2 separate regions of the Homo sapiens genome follow, and region 1 is linked to region 2. Evidence: read pairs that join two places in POLR2A ChIA-PET (ENCODE). Cell type or tissue: A673. All regions are shown on one strand. Links, peaks and the distances in the headings refer to the core of each region. The heading gives the core; the rest is flanking DNA.

The links. Peaks named below come from ENCODE experiments on the same cell type or tissue, not always from the same donor. Only the 100,000 strongest peaks of a DNase experiment are listed, where the experiment ranks them.
Region 1: POLR2A ChIA-PET joins it to region 2 with 5 read pairs; 4 of 35 experiments call an interaction of 5 or more read pairs at or near these places.

What each region holds. Positions count from the first base shown.
Region 1 is chr2:196,515,389-196,518,320 of GRCh38, reverse strand. The region is part of intron 1 of HECW2 (HECT, C2 and WW domain containing E3 ubiquitin protein ligase 2); the gene reads left to right. Among named protein-coding and RNA genes, the nearest start is that of HECW2, 77 kb to the left of the region's middle. In A673, for the core only: no CTCF peak of the experiment used is centred there; no DNase peak of the experiment used is centred there.
Region 2 is chr2:196,585,130-196,588,061 of GRCh38, reverse strand. The region is part of intron 1 of HECW2 (HECT, C2 and WW domain containing E3 ubiquitin protein ligase 2); the gene reads left to right. Among named protein-coding and RNA genes, the nearest start is that of HECW2, 7.0 kb to the left of the region's middle. In A673, for the core only: no CTCF peak of the experiment used is centred there; a DNase peak (open chromatin) is centred at 1,211.

The sequences.
Region 1 (2,932 bases), core at 128-2,627, 70 kb after region 2:
TTACTTAGCTCTTATCTTATAATTTGGTTTTAGGCATCCCATTTCTCATAACATCAGACTCAGATGTCTTTGTGTGATTTTGCATTGTTTTTCTATTATATTTTATTTTTTAATCACATTTTTGGATTACAAGAGACCTGTAACATCATCACAAAGCTTGAAAAACAGAAGAAAGGAGGAAAAATCCCTACAATTCCATTGCTGTGTTAGTGTAGGGGATTTCTGTCTTTTTTCATTTAATCCCAGGTGTGTTAAAAGCTTTCTTTCTCCCCTTCGTATTTATATTGCTAAAATTTGATTAACACAAACATTAAAGGACATTTGAATTGTAAAGTGCATGGTCTCTAAGGGGTGCAGTGTGAAGGGATTATCCCATGAGGTTTTACCTGGGTGATGCTTTGAGGTGGAATTAGGGGAAGTTATGAACCCCAAGCCTTTTTAGCAGTAGCTGCCCTCCCAGTCACTGGTGAGCTGCTGTATCCTGAAACTCTGGGGAGGTTGAGTTGGGGTGGTTCAAAGTAAGCATGATTTAGCGGAACAATTTTCCTAAGTTTTTACCTTATATGAGTGCCACCTGTACTATTGATTATCTGATATTTTTGTTCTATTTACTCACTTTTTATTTAAGAAAACTTATTTTAAAAGGTAACTGTAGTATTATTATATGATTAAGACCAAGTAACTGTAACAATCTTTACAGTGAAAACAAAACAATGTCACTGACTTCTAATTGGATACTGATACTTGCCAAAGGCTCTAAGCTAAATGTCTGTTCTTTGTTAAAATGGGAGATTACCAAGTATTGAAGATTTATTAAAGCCATCTTATCATTAAATACAGACTTTATTTCAGTAGAAATATTGTAATAAAATTTTTATATAGTGTTGTAATTTCTTTTTCCTTTTTAAAATTTTATTTTTAGGAACCTGTGACCATGGCATTATTGTATGGTAATTTAGTTTGAAAGTGATTTAGTATAAAGGGTATGATTCTTCTCTAATTTTCTCCTTAGAATGTGGTTAGTTATTATTCCAAGAACCCTCATAAGGAATTAACATCTTTAGTATTGAATATTTAGAACTTCAAATACTGGCTTAGAGATCTACCTTAGAGGATTTAATGAGCCTGAGGGATATTAGGAATAATTTTTTATGCATGAGATGAGTGCCTCCTTGTATGAATGAGCGGTGGGAAGCCCAAGAGTCACTGTAGTTTCACCAGGACACTGGCTTGTCCCGCCATCAGGACACCTTGGTGTCTCTCTGGGAGGAAGTCTGTCAAGTTAGATAATGGCAGGAAGAAATTGGGACTTTCTAGACCTATAAAACAGATTTGGTGCCTGCTGGATAATGTATGTACCTTTGGTTGAATGTAATCCGTGACTTGATATCTTTGTAACAGCTTGCGAGGAATGGGATATTTTGCCTGGTAGCAAGCTTGTGAGGAATGGGATATATAGCCTGTACCTAGCTTAACTGATGCTTACTCAAAGACCCAGACCTCTTCTGAACAGCTCATCTCGCAATGACTTTCCTACTGTCTGATTCAATGTAATTTAATGCCTAGTCTGTTACCAAGCAACACATCCTGAATTTGGGAAAATATGGCCCTAGGGAAAACTATGATTGCATAACTGGCTGGTTTCTAGCAGTTTGGGGTAGATCAATATTTTTCAGTAAGGGACTAATGTTTCTTTTATTAAATTTTAATTCCCGATACCTTGTGGACTGATACTGTGAATTACTAGAAAAACAAAATAAGAGCCAGACATACAAAATATAAACCCAGACTTTTTATTATTTGATTCAACAGACACAATTAAATTTCATTATATAATACGAATAAACATAGCTTAAGGAAAAAATTACAAAAATTATAATTACAAAAACAGTACACATGTTCCTTGAAAAAGTGTGTGTGTAGGCAGTTAATATAAAGAATTAGTATTACATTTGTAACTTGGTAGACTGCAATTATAGCTAAACAAATGGCTTTAAGAGAAATAGTGATTCCCTGTTTGTTTATATGCTTTGAACATAGACTGTCTGTATTAGTATTTAAAGTTTTTCATGCTACAAATGAGCTTGCTTCCTAAACCATGTTGGAGTGATGATAATGCTACTCACAAGGCATAATCCAACCTAAAAATATTTCAGGTTTTTGTTTTGTTTTGTTTTGTTTATTGAGACAGAGTTTTGCTCTGTCACCCAGGCTGGAGTGCAGTGGTGCGATCTCAGCTCACTGCAAACTCTACCTCCCAGGTTCAAGCGATGCTCATGCCTTAGCCACCCGAGTAGCTGGGATTACAGACATGAGCCACCATGTCCAACTATTTTTTTTTTTTTGTACTTTTTTTTTTAGTAGAGAGGTGGTTTCGCCCTGTTGGCTAGCCTGGTTTCAAACTCCTGACCTCAAGTGATCCGCCTACCTCCACCTCCCAAAGTGTTGGGATTACAGGCATGAGCCACCACACCTGGCCTAGGTTTTGTTTTAATAACACTCATAGTAGCAAAACCAGTTTTGTGGAAGGGATCTTAACAGGAGTGGAAGAAGAGATTTTTAAAGTAATGTCAGCAACCACAGGATATTAACTTTCCACTTTTATCCAAAGTAAAGGTATTATTTTCAGAATTAATCTTTCATTCATTCTCAGTAAACAATTTCAACAATATTGTAGTAAAGAATTTGCCTGTTGGAGAAATAAATGATTTCTGGGTTTGATACCCTTTTGGGTTATAGTTGGAAAGGGTTGCATGTTGTTACATGGTCCTGCTGCACATTACTGGCATGCAGCCTGTGCCACATGTGTTCTAACTGGTCAGTGATGTGCTCGCCAAGCCAAATCCATGGAACATGAGTTTAGATGTCAGGGTGTCATGAGATCGTTAGGGTGTTGCTTTGCCAGCTGGAAACCTCTGTTGCCGGCAGCACC
Region 2 (2,932 bases), core at 93-2,592:
ATGGAGAAAGAGACCTTAAGCAAAGAGTTAACGGAAGGTAAGAGAAGTTGCTTAATACAAATACCTGAGGGATAGAGTTGCAGGATGGCCAGTGCAAAGGCCCTGAGAAAAGAATGTGTTTGGATATGTTCAAAGATTTGCAAGATCAGCATGATGGGGTGGAATGACAAGGGGGAAGTCAGAAATGAGACCAGAAGGGTGGTGTGGGTGTTGCAAAGCCTGTAGGGCCTTGAGATAGGCCATTTAATTATGATTTCAGCAGACATCCCCTTATGTTCTTAAAACTTATTATAATATTTAAGATTGTATTTGTGCTGCAAAGACTGCACTGGTGAGTGCGTATAGCTTACATTTTGTTAATGGTCCACTTCATGTTTGTTAATATAATTTTTATATCATTTACTTATTTTTTATTTGTTAAAAGAATATTTTTTGTTTTTGCTGTTCTTAAATTGTATTCCCATTTCACAAAACTAGATAAGTGGTTCAAAAGTAGTTCATTGAAGTGTAAAAATAGTGATGAAAATAGTACTGTAAATGCTACATTTCAGAATACCATAAACATACTTAGAGAACTGAATCCCACTGCATATAAAATGGGAATATGTATGTATAGAGACAAGGGAATCTCTGAGAGTGACAATTTCAGAACAGTAGCTGAAATTGAAAAGTGCAAATGGAAATATGACAATGACTATCTCAAAACTATTTTTTATTGGACTTGCTATCCCCATTAGGACCAAATGAATCCGTAATCGTTGCCTGTTATGAAACTTTGTCCAATAGTGGCATGAAGCCATGGATGTTTTTGTGTCATTTTCGAACAAAGCACAGTGGCTTCTCTGTTATACTATTGAAGTTTTCTAGGACAGGCACACAATAATGCTTTCCTTTATAAAATTAATGTATTATATGGCTAAAGGTAGGTAAGAGATTATAATTCTATTAGCATCATTAAAGGATCCTTGTAGCAAAATAAGTATGAGTCATATTATTGAAGAGACACTTGGAAAATCAGCTGGAAAGTTAAAGACAAACATTATCCTTAGAGAGAAACCAGAAGTTATTGACAAAACTCCTTTGTCAAATAACATGGTTGGCTGTGGCATAATATCAGTGGAGTGGAGTGTGGAAGAGCGATTACTATCAAGTGCACGCTAGCAGATATTTCACTTTATGGTTGGATGAAACCACCGATGTCATGCAGAGAATGAATCAGCTTTTGGCATTTGTTCAGAAATGAGTGCTCGGTGATGCTTTTGTTCATTTGTCACTGAAAACTTGTGCTATAGGAAGAGTTTTTTTTTGTTTTTTTTTTTTTGGTTAACCATTATTCATGAGAGTGGAAAAGTTGCTCGGGACAGAACTGACAGGGTACTGGGCTCAGGTACAGATAAGGTGATGGCTTCATGAAGAAAAGGAGTTGTACTTAGAAAGAAGCCAATCCACATGCTACCCACTTCATGGAGAAGACGTAATACCCTCTGATCTTGAGGAAATACAAAAAGAAACAGTGGAAACTATGGATTCAACCAAACTGTGGCCCCTGTGTCTGTGAGTTTGCTGTGCAAAGTGATGGGCAGTGAGTGTAAGACTGCTTCCCCAAGCTGACATATGCTAGCTGCATAGTGGAAAGGTGCTCGTGTAATATTTTATCTGTGGAGTAAGATATCTTTGGAGCAAGAAAAACATTTCCTTATGACAGTGATTAGAAATGATTTGTGTTATATCAAGTGGTATACCTAAGTCATATGCTTAGCCCGTGGTGAACTGTGGCAAGGACAGAGAGGGAAGGGAGAATTATTAACAAATAAAACAATATGCCACAATCTTAGACTATGAAATTTTTTATTAGGGAGTTGGAAGTTCACATTGACTGTAAATTAAGGAAGTGATATTTTCAGTAATAGACAGCCATTTATATCATAAGCATAGTATCTCTCAGTGACCTGCTAGAAGAATAAGAGCTCAAAGTAATAGAACTTAGACCCAGTAAGTTTTGATGGGGAGTAGACACGAGTGTATATTTGGTATTTGAGAGCATGTAGAGAACCATGGCAGGAGGGACCCAGACTTTTAGGATTTTGCATGAAGATATTGGGTGGCAGGGAGTACAGGCTGAAGGAGGTAGAGAAAACTGTCAGATTTCTCTGACAGTTGGATATGATCTTTCTTAAGTTTTTGCCTTAGGCTTCACTTCATTTTATCCAAATGGACTTCATACTCTAAGGTTTTCAGGACATAATCTTTATTGCCATTGGCATAATCTAGAAAAAATGAATGATTTCTTCTGGTCTTATAGTGGTATTGGATACCCTCCGTATAGGCCCCCACCCCTTCCTCCCTCCATTTTTTCCTCTCTTCTCTTTCTCCTTCTCCTCCTTTGTTCTCTCCTTCTTTAAGCCATTGAGTTGGCATCTCTAAGCTACACGAGCTAGAAGAGCTCATCTTCTGTATCACTGTTATCTAGGCAGATATATGTGCTATTCAGGGAACAAGGGAAAGGAGCCCCTAGGGAAGGGAAGTTCTGTACCTTGCTCAACTAACTCATCCTAATGTCCGATATCCAGCTATAGCATGCATTTAAATGTAAACCCCATTCTTTAATAAAGACTCATTTCCTTTTTCCCCTCTTTGGACTTTTAATAAAGATGGAATCATTGTCTTTTGTTTAATAAGTCATCCATTGTGATGGCCCTTATTTAATACTAGGACAAAAGTCATTCATGCATTATTCATTGAACCTTATATGCCAGGCTCTATGCTAAGTAATGGGTATAAAAGAGGTTAATAATCAGACATGGCTCTGTCCAGATAAGACAGAATCTAATGGAAAACAGGCCACACATATATGAATAAATAAATAAGTATATAATTGCAAAACAAGGCAAAAATATTAATGTTTGTTAAATCTGGGCGTTGGTATGTATGG